3 separate regions of the Homo sapiens genome follow, and all the other regions are linked to region 1. The links are chromatin loops, found by intact Hi-C in ENCODE. Cell type or tissue: K562. All regions are shown on one strand. Links, peaks and the distances in the headings refer to the core of each region. The heading gives the core; the rest is flanking DNA.

What was found. Hi-C counts contacts between places; a loop is a spot of excess contacts. Peaks named below come from ENCODE experiments on the same cell type or tissue, not always from the same donor. Only the 100,000 strongest peaks of a DNase experiment are listed, where the experiment ranks them.
Region 2: a loop joins it to region 1, with 6 times the contacts of the local background. A loop is called at or near these places in 6 of 110 quality-filtered maps.
Region 3: it touches region 1 in a loop (12-fold over the local background); 10 of 110 quality-filtered maps call a loop at or near these places.

What each region holds. Positions count from the first base shown.
Region 1 is chr11:116,273,458-116,279,387 of GRCh38, forward strand. No RefSeq gene overlaps it. Among named protein-coding and RNA genes, the nearest start is that of LINC02151, 220 kb to the right of the region's middle. RefSeq lists an enhancer at 2,158-3,108. In K562, for the core only: no CTCF peak of the experiment used is centred there; DNase peaks (open chromatin) are centred at 3,044 and 3,324; H3K4me3 peaks cover 445 bases.
Region 2 is chr11:116,688,869-116,694,798 of GRCh38, forward strand. No RefSeq gene overlaps it. Among named protein-coding and RNA genes, the nearest start is that of LINC02702, 52 kb to the left of the region's middle. In K562, for the core only: a CTCF peak has its summit at 3,006 (motif pointing left); a DNase peak (open chromatin) is centred at 3,003; H3K27me3 peaks cover 589 bases.
Region 3 is chr11:116,214,304-116,220,233 of GRCh38, forward strand. No RefSeq gene overlaps it. Among named protein-coding and RNA genes, the nearest start is that of LINC02151, 280 kb to the right of the region's middle. RefSeq lists a silencer at 2,769-3,063 and an enhancer at 2,769-3,063. In K562, for the core only: CTCF peaks have their summits at 1,650 and 2,897 (motif pointing right); no DNase peak of the experiment used is centred there.

The sequences.
Region 1 (5,930 bases), core at 874-4,873:
GGCATGAGCTGTGGATGCAGGATGCATGTGCTGCTGGGGAGACGAGGAAGGGCACTGAAGATGTCAAGATGGGGCTTGGAGGCAGGGGTCAGCATGGTGTCCAGACACCTTCGGGCCACAAGAGACAGCAGCCTCTCCCTGCCAGAAGCCAGCCCTCCTTCAGTCTTCATTGAAACTTCCAGAGATGTGTCAGCTTCCTAAGACCTTTAAGCATTCTAGAGCCCTGGCAGGGCAGAGCCTGTGGCCAACCCTCTACACGGGCTTTCTTTGCCCTTCTTGGTTGAATTTCTCCTGGATCAGTGGATGCTGTCAATGTGATGTCCCCTCTCCAACACATCTGTGTGCATGAACACACTCACACACACACACACACACAGAAAGCACCACTGCAGCAAGCCAGAGAGGCAGAGCCATTTCTACCAAGGTCACACAGGGAGGAGCCATGGAAACCCCTTAGAGCCGACATCCCCAAAATGGGTGGCGAGGAGGGGGACCAGCCCTCAGGGTCACTGCCTTTGCTCAGACCCCCTAGTCTCCATGCCCTCTCCAAAAGGCACCTTCCTTTCCCCTGCCTTTCCCCAAATCAATCCCGACATCTCCTTAAATCGAAGTCAGCCACAATGAAAGGGTGGTGCGGAATTTTGTTTACCAATCCTGGCTTCTAATTAAAATTAGCTGATGGTTCTTCTACTTGGTTTTTGTTCTGACTATTTTTAAGCCAGAGCTGCTAGATCAGTGCAGCCACTAGTAAGCTGTCAAATCAAATTTTCAAAAGCAAATTGCTTTTATAATTAATTATTATTACCGCTCCCAGTTTTGTGTTGCCTTAATGAACACAATCAGGTTTCACCCTCTGCTTCTCCCCCACACGCACTCAGCACCCCCTCACTTTCCCAGACCCACCTCCCACCTCTCCAATCCAAGTTGGGCAAATGGAAAAGGAAAGAAGAAAAGCAGACACGTTCTGAGCCCCCTCCCCAACCCCCCCGTAGCCACCTCCTTGCTCACACCCTCACCTTCAGAGTGAGTAATTAAAGTTCTGCTGCCTGTTACGGAATAAATGGTACATGTTTTAATTACCCCTGAGCCTACCCAGGCATCCCCACACCCCCGCCCAAGTCTGTGAGTCTATGTGGTTTTGAGGGGGACAGTTGAGAGAGAGAAAGAGAGAGAGAGAGAGAGAGAGAAAGTGCTTCTGTGATGGTGACAGCGGTCTGTCACCCAGGGCCTGGCATTCACTGGGGAACTGTCAGTTACTAAGGAAACTAGGAGGGAGAAAGGAAGGGAGAGAGGCGGTTAGATCCAATTTTGGGTGACAAGTGTGAGGCATAAAGATTTTGGCCTCCTCTGTGCATCCCAGCCTAAGTGAAATCTCTGGGGGTGGGCAGGGGGTGGGCCAGGGAACAGGCAACACCAGGAGGCCACGCCCTTCTTAGGAACCTAAGGCAGGTCAGAGGGAGAGAGACGCTAAGGCAAGATCAGCACAGGACCAGGACGGTGACCAGAGCAGGGGTGTGTGTGTGTGTGTGTGTTCGCATGCACACAGCTGTTCACACCCATGTTTGTGTGTGCCTGCCTCTACATTCATCCTTTCTGTCTTTTGGGTATTTTCTGTTATTTTCCTTTCGTTTTCCTCCTTCCTCAGTTTGTAATGTATTTAATTTCCATCCTTCCCCCACTCTGATTTTTTTGGTTATTCTATTCTGTGTCTTCTTCCTTTCTCTTTCTGTCTCTTTTCTCTCTCTCTCTCCCTCCCTCCCTCTCTCTGTCTCCCACACACACACTCTTCTTCTCTGTCTTCCTCTCTTCCTCTGCATCCGTCTACTATCTTTTTCTCTGTCTGTTCCCAGACCACTCCCCTCCCCAGCATGGCGCTCTCTGTTTTCCCTCTTCTCTGTCTCTCCCAGTCTCTGGTCCAGACCTGTCCTGGTGGATCTGCAAGGGTGAGAGACCCTGGGGACCATCTGAGCCTTTGTACCCTAACCTGACTCCGCATCCAGGCCTGGCTTGATCCTCCTGACCCAAGAACACACAGAAGCCTGGGAGGAAGGGTCTGAGTGAGTGCTGACATGGAGCCTCAAAGTTGAGTTCTCGAAATCGGATGCCATTGGAATGGGTGGGACAGAGCGCACTGCACAAAAAAGTCATCAGTATTTCTGGAACAAGAGCAGAGAGCAGATCTCTCAACCAAGACAGAGTGGGGAGGACAGGGGGCAGGCTGGGAACCAGTGCACCAAGGAGGGCACACAGGCAGGTGAGGGAGACAGGGAGAAGGGCCCAGGGCTGACTTCTGGGGCTTTTGACTTTCACAAAGGGCACGAAGACATCACAGAAAGAAGCATGTGAGTCACCAGTTCTGACTCAGGCCCTGGCTGGCTAGTGACAGGACAGGGCATTCCAGATGTCACTCAGGAACCCCAAGAGGACTCCAGGCCTGGGGAGAGCTCCTGCTGCCTGAGACAAAGAAGCGCCCAGCAGAGGCAGGGACCTCCCACTTTCTTCCCCAGGACCTGAGGCCTTCACACTTGCTCCCAGGGAGCCCCGCGGGACGTGGCCAGCCTCACTTTCACTTGCCACCATGTCTGTCTTTCACCCCTCACTCTCATCTCTTCTCCTTGGCACTCTATTGACCAGGGCCTGGGTCTTTTCCTGTTCTGCTCCTGGGGAAGACAGGGCCCTGGGCTCGACTGTGGCCTGAGCCCTGGCTCCTGGGGCCCCTCGGGGACAGCCCAGGGTGCTGGAGGGACAGTGCCGCAGCCGTGCTCGTCAGGGGTGCGAGAGGATGACGCTCAGGCTGCCCTGCCGCCAGTGGGCCTCCCAAGCGGCCCTGCCCACAGCAGGGATAGTCTAGGTGGTGGGTGTGGAGCCGACACCACAATCAAGCGTTCACCATGCCTAAAACCAGGGCCAGCTGGGTGGGAGTCACCTTTCTGTGCAGAACCAGGGTCCTTGGGATGCCTCCAAAGATATCATCAGGCCCCTCTCGGTGTCCCCAGCCCTCCACCCAGTCCAGCCAACCGCGCACACACCAAACCCCGAGGAGGCAACTCAGCCCTCCCTCCTCCAGGGGGCGCACTCTGGCCCACACCGACAGCGGCCTGGAGGCACTTCTAGGAAATCAAGGTGCCCTTGGAGACAGAATCCCAGCAGGAGCCCCACGCCGAGTGGGAGAGACCTCCGCCCTGCTTCTGAAGCCGCAGGCGCTGGCCTCAATAATCCCCCAGCCGCGGGCCGATTTGGCATCCTCCGACCCCTGCGGCCACTGCCAGGTAAGTGCTCCTGCCAATGCATCAGTGTAGAGCAAGCCTGCCACCTGGTGGTGAGGCCACCCAACTACAGGCTGGGGCTCTTGAGGGCCATGCTGTCCCGCGCCGAGGGCCCCACACCCGGGTGCCCGCTGGCTCCCGCAGAGCAGACCCTGAAGGCGCGGAGCCCTGCCCAGGGCCCTTCTAGGCACTGCTGAGTTTGTGAGGGCAGAAAAGCAGAAGGTAGGGGTGGGTCGAGTTCAAGGGCTGAGGCAGAAGACCCCCGGGGAGGGCCTGATCCGAGGGATTTGGGAAAGAAGAGATTCGGTCTCCCAAGGGGCTCACACGCCCCTTCCCTGGGCATCTATCAGGAAGCAGCAGCTTGGGGCCATGGAGAGGCCTAAAGCCTGCATTCCACTCCTGGCCCCACCACCGGCCACAGTGGGGCTGTGCACACCGCTCCTACCGCAGGAGTAGGGCGGACTGACAGGAAGATGAGTCCCTGCGCCCGGAGCTCACCAGAGCCCGGATAAGCCGAAGTCGGCAAATGGATGGGACAGGCAAGTGTACTGGGGCAGGAAGGGCCTTTGGGATCTTCTCATTTAACAGAGGCTGCATCATGAGTTCCGTGGGACCCTTAGCACCTTCGTCTTCATGGGCCTCTTCCTCCACGCACACAAATTCATATTTAAATCCTATTTTATGGCCAAGCAAGGTGGCTCACGCCTGCAATCCCAGCACCCCAGCACTTTGGGAGGCAGAGGTGGGAGGATGGCTTGAGCCTGGGAGGCAGAGATTGCAGTGAGCCGAGATCATGCCACTGCACTCCAGCCTGGAAAACAGAGCAGAACTCTTATCTCTCTCTCTCTCTCTCTCTCTCTCTCTCTCTCTCTCTCTATATATATATATATATATATATATATATATTTATATATTTATATAATTTATACATTTATATAAATATATGTATATAATGACTGCTTTGGTATCAAGATGAATGTATTAATATTATATATTAAAAATATTTTCCTCAACCAAAAAGCGTATTCTTTCTCTTCTGACTTTAAAAGAAATTAAAACATTTTTGCATGCCTGCTGTGCTCATGGATAAGTGGGCCCTGAATCCCACCTCCTCCTGTTGCAGATGAGGAAACTGAAGCCCAGAGACAGGAAGAGACTGTTCAATGTCACACAGGGGCTGTGGCAGGGCTGGGGCCAGAACAAGTCTTCAGGCTTCCAGGCTAGGGCTCTTTCCATTACCCATTTAACCTTTTTCAAGAGGTGGAAAAATCCCTGCCACCTGCTGCTCAGGCCCAGGAAGAGCCCCCTCATCTAGCCCACCCATGCCCTGGAAACTCTGGCTGGGATCTGCTATTCCGCCCTCCCTGGTGGCAGCCTTCCCTCCCCCAGCCCTGGCCCTGCAGCCAAGTCACCACCACCACCGAAGCTCTTTGGCCTGCTGTCTTGTTAATTCCTAATTTCCAATTTGCAAGAAGAGAGAGCCTTAAACCTCCATCTCACCAGCCCAGCAATCACACAGATGATCCAAGTATCTCTGGACAGCCTTTAATTTATTTCCCAGTGCACGCGGGCACTGCTGAGAGACTTGATGGCACCAGCTTAAACATAATAAATTACTCAAGTACCAGAGATTAGTTAATAAAGCTCCAGGCTCCCTCCCAGCCCCTGCTGACTTGGTCTGTGACACCAAAGATTCCTTTGAAGATACCCAACTGGAGGGGTGGGGGGTTCTGAAGTGGGGGTCCCCAGGTCTGAGTCAGCTAGCCAGCCCTCCTCAGGACCCTTGAAGCCAGGCAGAAGTTGTGCCGGGGCTGGAGAGGCAGGGACCCCAGAAATCCACAGGGTGGACTCCAGCATTTTCTACTCCACATCTCAACATATCAGTGGAAGTCATAATCTAATGGTAAATCTGATCCTGGCATGAGCACAGCTTGGAAGACGAGGAGTCAGATGTGTGCCCAAGAATGAAGAAAGATGCTGGTTACTTTTGGAGCCAAGCAAAGGGAACAGAGATGCTTTTTCATGGAGACACAAAGGATCAGGATAGTCTCTAAGCATCTGAAGGCTGATCCCTGCCCCTCAGTCCTATGACCTTCCAGGTGTGTCTTCACAGGGCGTCATGTTGTCCACATACCATCCCCTCACCCCAGTGCCTTTGGCCCTGGCCTGACAACAGTCGCGCCTCACCCAGTCGCGCCTCACCCACACCTGCACAGTCCCCACCCTCCCCCATCAGAACTGTCTATAAAACTCACATCTAACCATATTGCTTTTCTGACTACAAATTCCTGATGTTCTGCTGTTGCCTGCCTAATAAAATGTGGTGCCAGAACCTGGACTTCGTCGTCTTCCTCTAGCGGTAATGAAAATAGGGAATTGGAAAAGATATTTGAAGGAAAGGGTGTAGCTTGCCTCCTGGGGAGCCTCAAAAGAGAAGATTCTCATCTGCTTGGATGGCTCAGCAGATTCCTGAGTGAGATGAAGAAATGGACAAGACAAACTCAGAATTCAGTCCTAGTCTGTGATACTGGAAAAACAGCCTTGGCAGGGGTCAAAGAAAGGCATAGAGAAAGGATGTCTGGAAAATGGTAGGAGTTGAGCGGTTCCCTGAGCTCCCCCAGGAACCCCATCCTCCCTAAGAACCTCAGCCGCTGGCCTCACACC
Region 2 (5,930 bases), core at 998-4,997, 420 kb after region 1:
AGTCCCAGCTACTTGGGAGGCCGAGGTGGGAAGTGGGGGCTGTAGTGAGTCGTGACTGCACCACTGCATTCCAGCCAGAGTGACAGCAAGATGCTGTCTTAAGAACAAAACAAAACAAAAATCCGGTTATTAAAACTCAGGTCATGAGTTAAAAAGGTTGTTAGGGTGAGCCCTAATCCAACATGACTGGCGTCCTTATAGAAAGGGGAAATGTGGACACAGAGATATGCCCCAAGGGAAGAGCATCCACAGCCAAGCAGAGGGGCCTGGGGAAGAAGACAGCCATCCACAGCCAAGCAGAGAGGCCTGGGGAAGAAGACAGCCATCCACAGCCAAGCAGAGAGGCCTGGGGAAGAAGACAGCCATCCACAGCCAAGCAGAGGGGCCTGGGGAAGAAGACAGCCATCCACAGCCAAGCAGAGAGGCCTGGGGAAGAAGACAGCCATCCACAGCCAAGCAGAGGCGCCTGGACCCGATCCTCCCCTCACTACCCAGAGAAGACACTAACTCTGCCTTGATTCCGAAATCTTGGATTCTAGCCTCCAGAACGATGAGGCCGTGCATTTCTGTTGTTTAAGCCACCCCGTGCGGAGGGGTCTGTTATAGCAGCCTTGCAAACGAACTCATCCCCACTCTCTGAAAGGGCAGGTGAGAGAAACCGCCTGTGGGTATCTCAGCTTCACAACCTTCGGAAGCATACACATTGCTGCATCTGATCCCCAGGCCACATGACCCTTAGGCGCAACAGGTGCCATTCATCCCCTTTGACAGATGAGGACACTGAGGCCCAGGGGGCAGGGTGCTTACCAAGAGGCTCTCCAGAGTCAACAACTAAGCCAGGACCAGAACCAAGGCCCCCTTATGAATGACCCAATGGGCTTGCCTACACCAAGCCAAATGTCTCCTCCTGAATGTGTACAGAATTCTGTGAGCCCACAGTGAGAAGACACTGGGACATCTCCCTCCACCAGAGGAAAACTTCCAGGCAAAGGTCCTGAACCCTGGATGCTCCGTGAATCACCCAGAGAGCTTCGAATCAGTCCAGCACCTGGGCCCCACCCCAGACCAAGTGAATAAGCACCTCTGGGGGTGGGGCTCAGGCACTGGTCTTTTCTACAGCGCCCAGATGATACTAATGTGTAGCTGGGGAGGACAGCCGGAGCTAGAGGACTCCCTGGTGCCAGCATCCTAGCAGCCTGAGTGTCCCCACTCAGTTGCAGAGGGGCCTGGGGTGCCCAGCAGGCAATCACACCTCAGGAAATATGAGACATAAATGAAGGTGCAAATTGGCAGTCATTCATTTTTGTATTAAGGCCTAGAAAATATCAGGGTTGAAGCAAGTTTTTCTAATTTCTTCATGGCCGGGGCTGGTGGGTGGGGGAAGTATCTTTAAAATGCTAATGGAAGAGAAAATAGTGTTTTTCTTTAAATTTGGGCCTTTACTCTTTCATCTTGTATTAGCTTGTTCTCATGCTGCTATAAAGAACTGCCCAAGCATGGTGGCTCACGCCTGTAATCCCAGCACTTTGGGAGGCTGAGGCTGGCGGATCACTTGAGGTCAGGAGTTCCAGACCGGCCTGGCCACATGTGAAACCCCATCTCTACTAAAAATTAGGCGTGATGGTGCATGCCTGTAATCCCAGCTACTTGGGAGGCTGAGGCATAAGAATCGCTTGAACACGGGAAGCAGAGGTTGCAGTGAGCTGAGATTTTACCACTGCACTCCAGCCTGGACAACAGAACCAGGCCCCATCTCAAAAAAAGAAAAAAGGAACTGCCCAAGACTGCGTAATTTATAAAGAAAAGAGGTTGAATCGACTCACAGTTCCACAGGGCTGGGAGGAAACTTACAGTCATGGCAGAAGGGAAAGCAAACACATCTCCCCTCACACGGTGGCAGGAAGGAGAAGAATGAGGGCCCAGAGAAGCGGGGAAAGCCCCTTATAAAACCATCCGATCTCGTGAGAACTAATTCACTACCACGAGAACAGGAGGAGGGAAACAGGCCCCATGATTCAATTATCTCCACCTGGTCCCTCCCACGACACGTGGGGATTATGGGAACTACAATTCAAGATGAGATTTAGGTGGGGACTCAGCCAAACCATATCACATCTTAATCAAATGTGATTGCTTATCAGGAAAACTAAAAAGCTACACTGGAATCCTTACTATATGGCAGGCATGTGCTAAATGACCCTTGTGTTTTATGCCTATGCCTATGTGGTTATGCCTAGGCATCATAACCCACATTTTACAGTGGGAGCAACCAAGCCTTAGAGATGTTATTTGACCTGCCCAAGGTTACCCAGCCACTAGGCAGTGAAGCTGGAATCCCACCCAGGCAGTCTACGTTACACCAAAGGCTGTGCCTTTGACCACCCACCACAGGGTCCTCTACATTCATAACCTATTTTTGTAAAAGGGACTAAAATAAGAATTGTCACCAGGCACAGTGGCTCACACCTGTAATCCCAGTGCTATGGGGAGGCTAAGGTGGGAGGATTGCTTGAGCCCAGGAGTTCAAGACCAGCCTGGGTAACATAGCAAAACCCCATCTCTACAAGGGAAAAAAAAAACAGCAAAAACGTAAACAAAATTAGCTGGGTGTGGTTGCACGTGCCTGTAGTCCCAGCTACTTGGGAGGCTGAGGCAGGAGGATGGCTTGAACCCAGGAGTTCCAGGTTGTAGTGTGCTATAATCGCGCTGCTGCACTCCAGCCTGAATGACAGAGCAAGACCCTGTATCTAAAAGAAGAAGAAAAGTATTGTAGATATTAAATGTTTAAATAATGCCTTTTTTCCAGGGCTCCCAGATTTCCAGAGATTTTTCATCCCTAACTTGGAACTGAAGAGCTCAGGCATTAATAGGAAGCAGAACAGGCACCCTCATTCCCAGCACAAAGAACGCCAACGTGGACACCAGCACCAGCACCCCGCACCCCGATCTCTTCCCTGCCTAGGCCCACCGTCGCTGGAAGGAGAGAAACACGGGCCTGGACTCCCCTCTAGTGGCCATGAAGCTAACTGCACCAGACACCTCCACACCCACCCAGGCCAGCCAGGTGCCCGGGGCCTGAGCCCCAGGTGAAGTGGGAACCTACGCCCAATGGGCACACACACCCACTGAGATGGCAGCAGGCCCCTAGGCTTGGAGACTTTATCCAGGTACTGGAATTGAGGGGACTGAAAGCTGCGGCCCCAAAAGACCAAACCATACCTGACTCCATCTCATCCTTTTCACCTCATCTGCCTCCCATCCATCCCCCCAGCTGAAGGGAGCATTAGAAGTCAGGAGGAAGCTGACCCCAAGAAGCAGGATTCTGGCCCTGGGACAATAACCAGAACTCTGAATGAATGTCCAGAACACTTCCCCACACTTGGCCTGTGGCCTCCCTCCAAGGCTCTCCCCCACTCCTCTCCATCCTGCACGCCCCAGCACTCTGCCTCTCCAGGAAGCCTTCACTGAGCCCTCCCTCCACACCATGGTGCTCAGTCCACAGTCTCTCCCTTCCCTGATCTCCTGCCAGGAGTACCAAGGTCACCTCTCAGCGCCCAGCACACCTTTCAAGACCATCGGTTCTCCCCTCCCCAGCCGTCCCCCCAGTGAACCGGAGCCTCTGAAGGCAGGGATTGCACCATAAATATCTCTGGTGCCCACCCCCTCAGAGTGTCGCCCAGGCCAGGACACCAGAACCTGCTCAACTGGCTGCAGCAAGTCCACCTGAGGACTCAGCCTTGGAGGCCAGAGCAACGCCGGCCCAGCAAGGCTGCCTCTCTTCTCCCAGCACTGCTGTTTGATCCAAGGCACCGTGAGGGTCCAGGCAGGTGGCCCAAGGGAGGGAAGGGAAGGTTCCCAGGAATGCACAGCCTGAGCTGGAGACAGGGGAGAGCTAACAGGGCTGGTAGAAATGACCCATCAGCAGTCGCTGTGACGGCACGAAAACTCCTGCTGCGGGAGCAGCCTCTCAGGGCACAGCAGCTGAAGTCTCTCTGGTGGAAGGTCCCGCCTGAAAGAGCAGGGGGACAGGCCCATCAGCCCTGAGGAGCAGCCACCCCCGGCCCAGCCCCAGACCAGGCAGCAGGGACCTCCCTTCCTCTGAGGTCCCCACCTCAGAATCAGGCTGATGGGGTGCTGCCCTCCCAGCTGGTCTGAGGGCACCTCGGCATGAAGCCCTCCCCCTGCTCCCCTCCTGGCTCCCATCTCCAAGGCCTGAATGCATTCGCATCTTCCGGCTCTCAGGAGCAATTCCAACTGCCCCATTTATATTCCTAAGTAGAGGACTTGTTAATATGGAGCCTGCCTCTGGGGAAGTGGGAATGTGCTGGGTGAGAGATGACAAATCACAGCCCAACAGCCTGGCTGAGAGCACTGATACTCACCTACATCTCATTCATCAGCCCCTGACCCTCCTACCACATAGGCCAAGGGGGCAGCCCTGGAGGAGCCACTGTGGGCTCCAAGAAGCACAGGCATTGGTGGGTGGTGGCAGGGGGATCTGTCCTGCCAGGAGGCTGGGGGAGGGCCCAGCAGCAAGGGGGAGCCCAGTAAGTGGATATGGGTGAGGCCCAAACCAGAGCAATCCCTGGAACAAAACTTCCACTCCTGGCTCCAGTGAGAGAGCGAAAGGCCCAGAACACCATCAGTTTCATCTTGAGCCACACCAGTCCCTGCCTGGAGAAGTATTTGGTCAGTCTAGTGGGCCAAAGCAGGGCCAGGGTGGTTCCTGTTCTGGCTCCAGCCTGGAACCACATGCACACACGCATGCACACACATGCACACACACACACACTCACGGCCCAACCCAGATGCAGGGCAGGGCACGCAGCCAGCCTGGCCAGGTGCTACCTTGGTGAGCTCAGTGCCCAGTCCCAGGTAGGGCGGGTGTGCAGCGTGAGTAATGGCAGGCGAGGAATGCACCCGAATCCTGATAAGGGAGAATAATAACTTGTCAAAGATATATATGATGTGTGTTTGTTTTCCCAACGGAATATCTATGGGGCTAATTCATCAAGCCAGCGGGCTGGCTGGAGACCCAGGGAGGGAGGGAGGAGAGAGGAGGTGCACACAACGGGGCAGCCACTCAGGCAGTTGCTGTGGCCCTCCGGCCTCCAAGGGACCCACAGGCGGGAACACCAGGGCCCTGGAAGGCACTGAAATGGGCCCTGCCCAGCAGGGCTCCCCGCCTCTCAGTGCTCCTCCAGGGAACTTTTGGGTCTGGAATTCACAGGAGGCTTCTCACCTGTTTAGGAATTTCACTGTTCTCTTGTGTGCTCCTTCTCTCATCCACTCTTCCTTCCTTCCTGCTGCACCGTCTGTGCAAAGCCCACCCGGTTTGAGAAGCCGAAAGGTGATCAGAAAACACCACCCCTTCTGGAGAGGTCAGCAGAAGCTGCTCTTCAGGCAGAACAGAGCCAAGAAGGCAGCTCCTACCTCAGCCATCTTCTTCTCATCTATGCCCTGCCAAGAGTGCAGCTCCAAGAGGGCAGATCCAAGAGGGCAGCTCCTACCTGGGCCATCTTCTCCTCATCTATGCCCCACCAAGAGGGCAGCTCCAAGAGGGCAGAGCCAAGAGGGCAACTCCTACCTGGGCTATCTTCTCCTCATCTATGCCCCCCTATGCTCCCCCACCATCTCCCTCCCCCCACACTCCCATACCCCAATCCTCCTAGGCAGAATGGGAGAGAGAAAGAAAGAAGGCAGGAGGGCCCATTCGCCTTGCCCGGGTCATTTCAAAGATGCTGAAGGCAGAAAACCCTCCTGGAAACACAGAGTGCCTGCAGGAGGCTCCACCTGCCACAGATGTGCAGAGGGGCGGGGCCCACCCCCTCACACCCACCCCCTCACCCCCTCACCCCCTCACCAGAGAAGACTCCTCATCTGTCTCTGCCTTAGTGATCACCCATGGGATGAGGGCTTCCTTTCTAACC
Region 3 (5,930 bases), core at 998-4,997, 59 kb before region 1:
GGTGAGACCTGGGGCCCGTAGAGCACAGGAGTTTCAGGCAGATGCTGTCTCCGTGTGAAGAAGAGCTTTCTAACCTTCCGCACTGCCCTACAATGGATTCTAAACCATGGGGTTGTATGCCCCATATTATTAGGGAAGAAACATCATTATTATGGATAGAGAGGACTGATGCTCAAGATTGGCCAACATGACCTCTGAGGTCATTCTGCTTTTGAGAGGCTCAGAGACCAAGTGTGAGCGTCACCACTGCCTCCCAAGATGGTGCCAGGTTAAGCTCTGCCATATTCTCTCCCTCCTTCTCAGGATTCCTTGCCATGCTGTGGCAGATATAAGAGCAACCTCTCTTTTGGTTTTTTTCCTTATATTTTCTTTTCTAATTCTGGTGCGGGTGTGCAGGGCAAGCTCTCTTGTTCTGACTCTTGGGCAGCCATGAATAGCACCTTTCACAGGGTGCTATAAGGGTGTCCACCACTCCTCTGGTCATTATGCATTAAACCTTACTGTCCCTGAAAGTGAGTTTCCATACCAGCTGGCTTCTAGAAAGACCCTCAGAAACTTCTCTTGCCCTTTCCCATTGGACCCCAACTTTCTTCTACTCGCTCTTTCCTCTTTAGTTCCAAACTCTTCCAGCCCTGTGTTGAGCCTTCCAGACCCTCTCCTCTCTGGGACCTCAGCCACAGCACCATGCCTGATCCCACCTTGCAAAGAATTCAGAGGAAGACATCAAAGCTCTGGCCCTTCCTTAATGCAGGATTGTGAGTGCCCTTTCCTTGCTCATTCCATGCCACCAGAGAGAGGCTGAGCTCCCAGCTCTGGACACTGAGGATATGGAAGAGGGCAAGAGAAAGGAGAAGCTGGCAGAAAGAATAAGGCAAGATCCAGAGGAAAAAAAAAGAAGGAAACAAAATGCAAGGCAGACACAGGGGCAAATGGGGAGAGCCTTAGGAACTCTATGTTTAAGTGGTCTGATAATTAAATGAATAGTGTTTGGTGGGGGAGCCCACCTTTCAAAATCCCCACTGGTGGTAAAGCATATAAAAACCTGAATAGCAAATATTTACTCGGAATTAACACAGAGCAGATTCCATCAGGCAACCTTAGGGCTGTTTCTGGAGTCTTACCTTAATGTCTTGTGTGGCATGGGAGCCCAGGCGGGCACTAGACCTGGCGTAATATGCTAAACAAATCTAATGGTGTGCTTTATTTCCCCCCTCAGCAGAACTCTTAATTATGTATCTTGCAAGTGCACAGAGCAAATGGATTAGCCACGGCAGCTCTTTGCTGCTAGAGCAGCACCCTCCCCAGAAATCTTTGCAAGGAGACCATGAGCCAGCCCCACAGTCTGGGCCAGGGAGCTGGCAGGAGTCTGGAAAGAGCAAAGGTAGAGGCTGTTACAGAATAGGAGTCCTCAGCCAGGAGATGTCTGTTTTCTGGCACCCCAGAAGGAGAGGTAGGATGTGATTAACGGGTGTGTGGTAGTGGAGGCCAGGCCAGTCTTGCAGCTGCATGGGCTGAGGCAAGCTCTTTGAAAGGTTTCTCTGCTAAGGCCCATCTCTCCTAGTTTCCCTCCCAGAGCCATGCCTGAAAGACTCACCTGGCCTACCAGCCAGGATGTTGTCTAGTAGGATGACTCCCTACTGCCCCCTTAGCACCTCCTAGCAAATTGCAGGAACCCATGTGTCAGCGTAGCTAACTGTGACTTAGTGGAGTAGATGAGAGGGACTGGGACCCATGGGGGAAGAACAGTCAGGAAAATTCACAACTTGGGCTACAACTGGGGAAGGCAGGCCAATGAAAAATCAATAGAAGGTGCTCTAAGGATGTGGGTATAAGGGCAGAAACCCATTTTGAAGTAACAATATGGGGACTATGCTGAAGACCTGCAGGTGGGCAGAGCAATGACACAAAGCTGGACACTGGCCAGGGACAGAAATATCACTGAGACTACCTGTCCACCAAACTCAGAGAGGTCAGAGGTGCCGAAGTGCGTGTGTAAGTGTGATTGTGTGTGTGTGTGTGTGTGTGTGGCATGCACACATGCATTGAGCAGTCTCTGCCTAGGGCCTAAAGATCCTTCTCCACAATGCCTTTGGCACTGACATCTTGAGCAGGAGAATTCCAAGCAGGCATGGAAGTTACCCTACTCTAACAAGTCCCTGGGATTTCGTACCCAGGACCTGGGTTTGCGTCCCACTCGACCACTCACTAGCAGCTCTCATAACCTCTCTGGGCCTCAGTTTCTCCTCCTGTTTTAGCATGTGAAAGATTAGCATGATGCCTCAAACTTATCAATAACAATATTTGCATCTGAGCGTTGAATGGTCATTTTACTTATAATGTATTTCTCCAAGGGTCATAGGAGGGCTATTCATTGAAATTCATGAAACTGCTTTATAAACTGAAAAATGCAAGAATAATCCTAACAATAACAGCACTTATTGAGCACTTGCTATATGCCAAGCAACATGCGAGGTGTTTTACATGTATTACCTCATTCTGTCCTCACAATAATCCTATGATATAGATACTATTAGTATCCCGATTATTCAAATGAGGAAACTGAGGCACAAGAGAGGTTACCTAAATTCCTGAGGGTTGCATGACTAATACGTGGTGAAGCCAGGGTTCAAACGCCAGCATCTCACAGTGTTACTGTTATAAGACAGTTGCCTGGAACCGGGGAGCTCAGGAAAGAACAGGAGGCAGCAAGCTCATGCACTGCCCAACATCATAGGAAATCAGTGGCCAAGGCAAAGCTTTAGGCTCCAGGCATGTAAGCAGCCTGGACTAAGGGCATATGTTACATTCAGAAGTCAGAATCAGGCAAGTTTAGAACAGAAGCACTCTGCAAAGAACAACAAAGCTTTGAAACAAGGCAACACTGCTCTCCACGCTCACCAGACGGCGCTGTGCAGTGTTCCCAGAAGCGTCTATTCGGTTTCATTCAACCAGAGAAATCATGGAGCACTTAACAGTGCACCAGGCTTGGGAGATGGACGACAGAAAGCCATGATCCCTGCCCTTGTGTAGCTTACAGCCTACCAAGAAAGGTTGATACTACACAAGGAATTGCAAGAGTGATGAGTTTAAAGGAGAAAAAGGTTTGGATGTATATGTTAGGGTAATGCTAACTGCAAAAACAAAAAGACCCCAAAATGTATTATGGCTCAAATTTAAGAACTTTATCCCTCACTCATGGAACAGAACACAATGAATGCTCCTGATTGATAAGAGCAGCTGTCCTCTTCATTTCTTCCAGAGTTAGGCTAACAACAGCTCTGCTGTCTCCAGCATACATCCCACAAGGGCTCCCTGGGGACCACCATCCTAGTCAGCCAAAGGTCACCATCCCAGTCTTAATCTTTTGCAAGAAAGAGTGTGCCCAAAGGTTTTCATGGGCCAGGCCTAGGAGGGGCACACATCCCTTCCACTCACATGCAAATGACTAGACCTCAGCCAGTTGCCACAGCTAACTCCATAGGGACAGCTGAGAACCCGGGAGGAAGAGGAGGCCATGGATTTGATGAACTGTTAGCCAGCTGTCCCTGTGGGCTACAGAGGATCCTTGCACAACACATTCCCTCTGCTTGGAATTCCTCACCTTGCCCAAATTCCCTTCTTTTTACCCAGCAAACTCCATGCCTTTATAAACAATGGTATATAATACTGTATTAGTCTCTTCTCATGGGCTGATAAAGACATATTCAAGACTGGGCGATTTACAAAAGAAAGAGGTTTAATGGACTTACAGTTCCACATGGCTGGGGAAGCCTCACAATCATGGCAGAAGGCAAGGAGGAGCAAGTCACATCTTACATGGATGGCAGCAGGCAAAGAGAGAAAGCTTGTGCAGGGGCACTCCTCTTTATAAAACCATCAGATCTCATGAGACTTACTCACTATCAGGAGAACAGCACGGGAAAGACCTGCCCCAATGATTCAATTATGTCCCACCAAGTCCCTCCCACAACACATGGGAATTCAATATGAGTTTGGGTGGGGACACAGCCAAACCATTTCAAATACTCAATTTTAATTTCTTTCTCTTCTCAGACATTTAATACCCTTCTGTTCTCAAAAGCCCTATAAAAATTGTCACTCATACACAACTTACACTAATGGTGCCTTGGGAAGTCAGAAGGTTTTTGATCACATACTGGGCAAATCTGGGCAGGCAGCAAATCAAGCAGAAAACAAGACCTGAGGAGAGGGCTCCAGAACTGAGGCAGGGGCAGGAATTCAGAACCACAAGGCATCAGCAGAACACAAGGCCACCCAGAGAACCCTCAAAACTATGGGGGAGAGGGACTCCCCAGAGGTGTGTGGGATGGAAGCTCAGATTATTTTATTTAGGTATTAAGAAGAAAGTGAAGGGCTATTAATAAAATCTGGAGGAAACCTAGGGACGTTAATGAAGACTCTAACACAATATGTTTCACAAATGTTCATTAGATCAAAGACTAAGACACATTATTTATTATTGTGTACCAAGTACTGTACTTCAAAAAAAAAAAACCTCAACAGATGGGGTCTTGCTATGCTGCCCAGGCTGACCTAGGACTCCTGGCCTCAAGTGATCCTCCCACCTCGGCCTCCCAAAGTGCTGGGATTACAGGCATGAGCCACCGTGACTGGCCCTTCCAAGGACTGTACTTCACAACAGCCCCTTAGGTAAGAATTATTATGCCCAATTGACAGATAGGAAAATCACCCCAGAGACAACTGCACAGACCATAAACAGGAGAGCTGAATTCAAGTTCAGGTTCTTAATCACTATACTGCCTCCTGCCTAAATGAGAGAATGAGTAGAGAAGGGTAAGAGGACAGTATTGGGTAAGAGCTTGGGACAAGGGTGGGCATACTGGAGATGCAACTGTAACAAGGGATCAAAGTTTTGAAAAGCTGGACTTCCTGGAGAGAGGGCAGCCTGCCAAGAAGGGCACAGACAGCCTCCAGGTGCCTGTGGGAGGTAAGCTGGTGATTCCAGCTTGCCAGCCGCCCCCAGGGAAGAAGGCAAAAGCCTGCTCACCCAGACGGTGGTTGCTCCTCTCTGCTGGGGCAGAAGGAAGGGAGCTCTTGGCAATGCTTGACTTGCTAAGCCTCAGGGGAGAAAAACCAGGGAGTTTGTGAGAGCAGCTCCCTAAGGTGCCTCAGGCAGGATGCAGCACTTTCCAGCAGAGAGTGAAATCAGGAAGAAGCGAATCAAGACCAGATGGAGTTAGTGTTCCAGCAAGTGCGTGTGGTTTTAGAAATGAAGGAGAAACATGGATTGAGGCCAAATTCAGTCCTCAGAGTTCCACAAACCTGCAGCCTCTGGGGAATTACGCAGACATAGGACGTGGAAGCTAAGAGGCATCTTGGAGATCATCCTGTCCTTGCTGCTCATTCCACAATGGGGAAAACCGAGGCTTAGAGAGAGTAAGGTAGTGAAAGGGCTGGGAACATCTCCCAGATCACACAAAGGTAGTGGGCACACAAAGGGCCCGCATGGTACTCTTCTCCTGCATCGGCACTGCTGAGCTCTGCTAACTGAAGCATTTCAGAGCTGCTGAGGTGCAGGTGCCTCTATGCCAGCTCCTCTCCATTTTCCCCCTTTCCCACTACCTCAGTCCCTACTCCAGCCCTATTCCAGAGCCTCTGAGTGCTTTGGTAGCTGGGTGACCCTGGCAAGACACTTAGCCTCTCTGTTAACCCAATTCCTTCACCTATAAAATGAGGAAGAAGAACAAGAAAATCTCTAAGTCCCAATGCTTGACCTATTGAGGAGTTAGACCTTTGCCAAACCCCTTCCTGTGCCTTCAAGGGCCACAATATAAGTTCAAAGGCTGAAACTGGGAGAAGTCAACCAAGATTGTCCCAGAGGATGCACAGGTCTTTTCCTAGCATCGGTGGGGCCCAGGACAAGGATGCAAACAGAGGCCCACAAACCA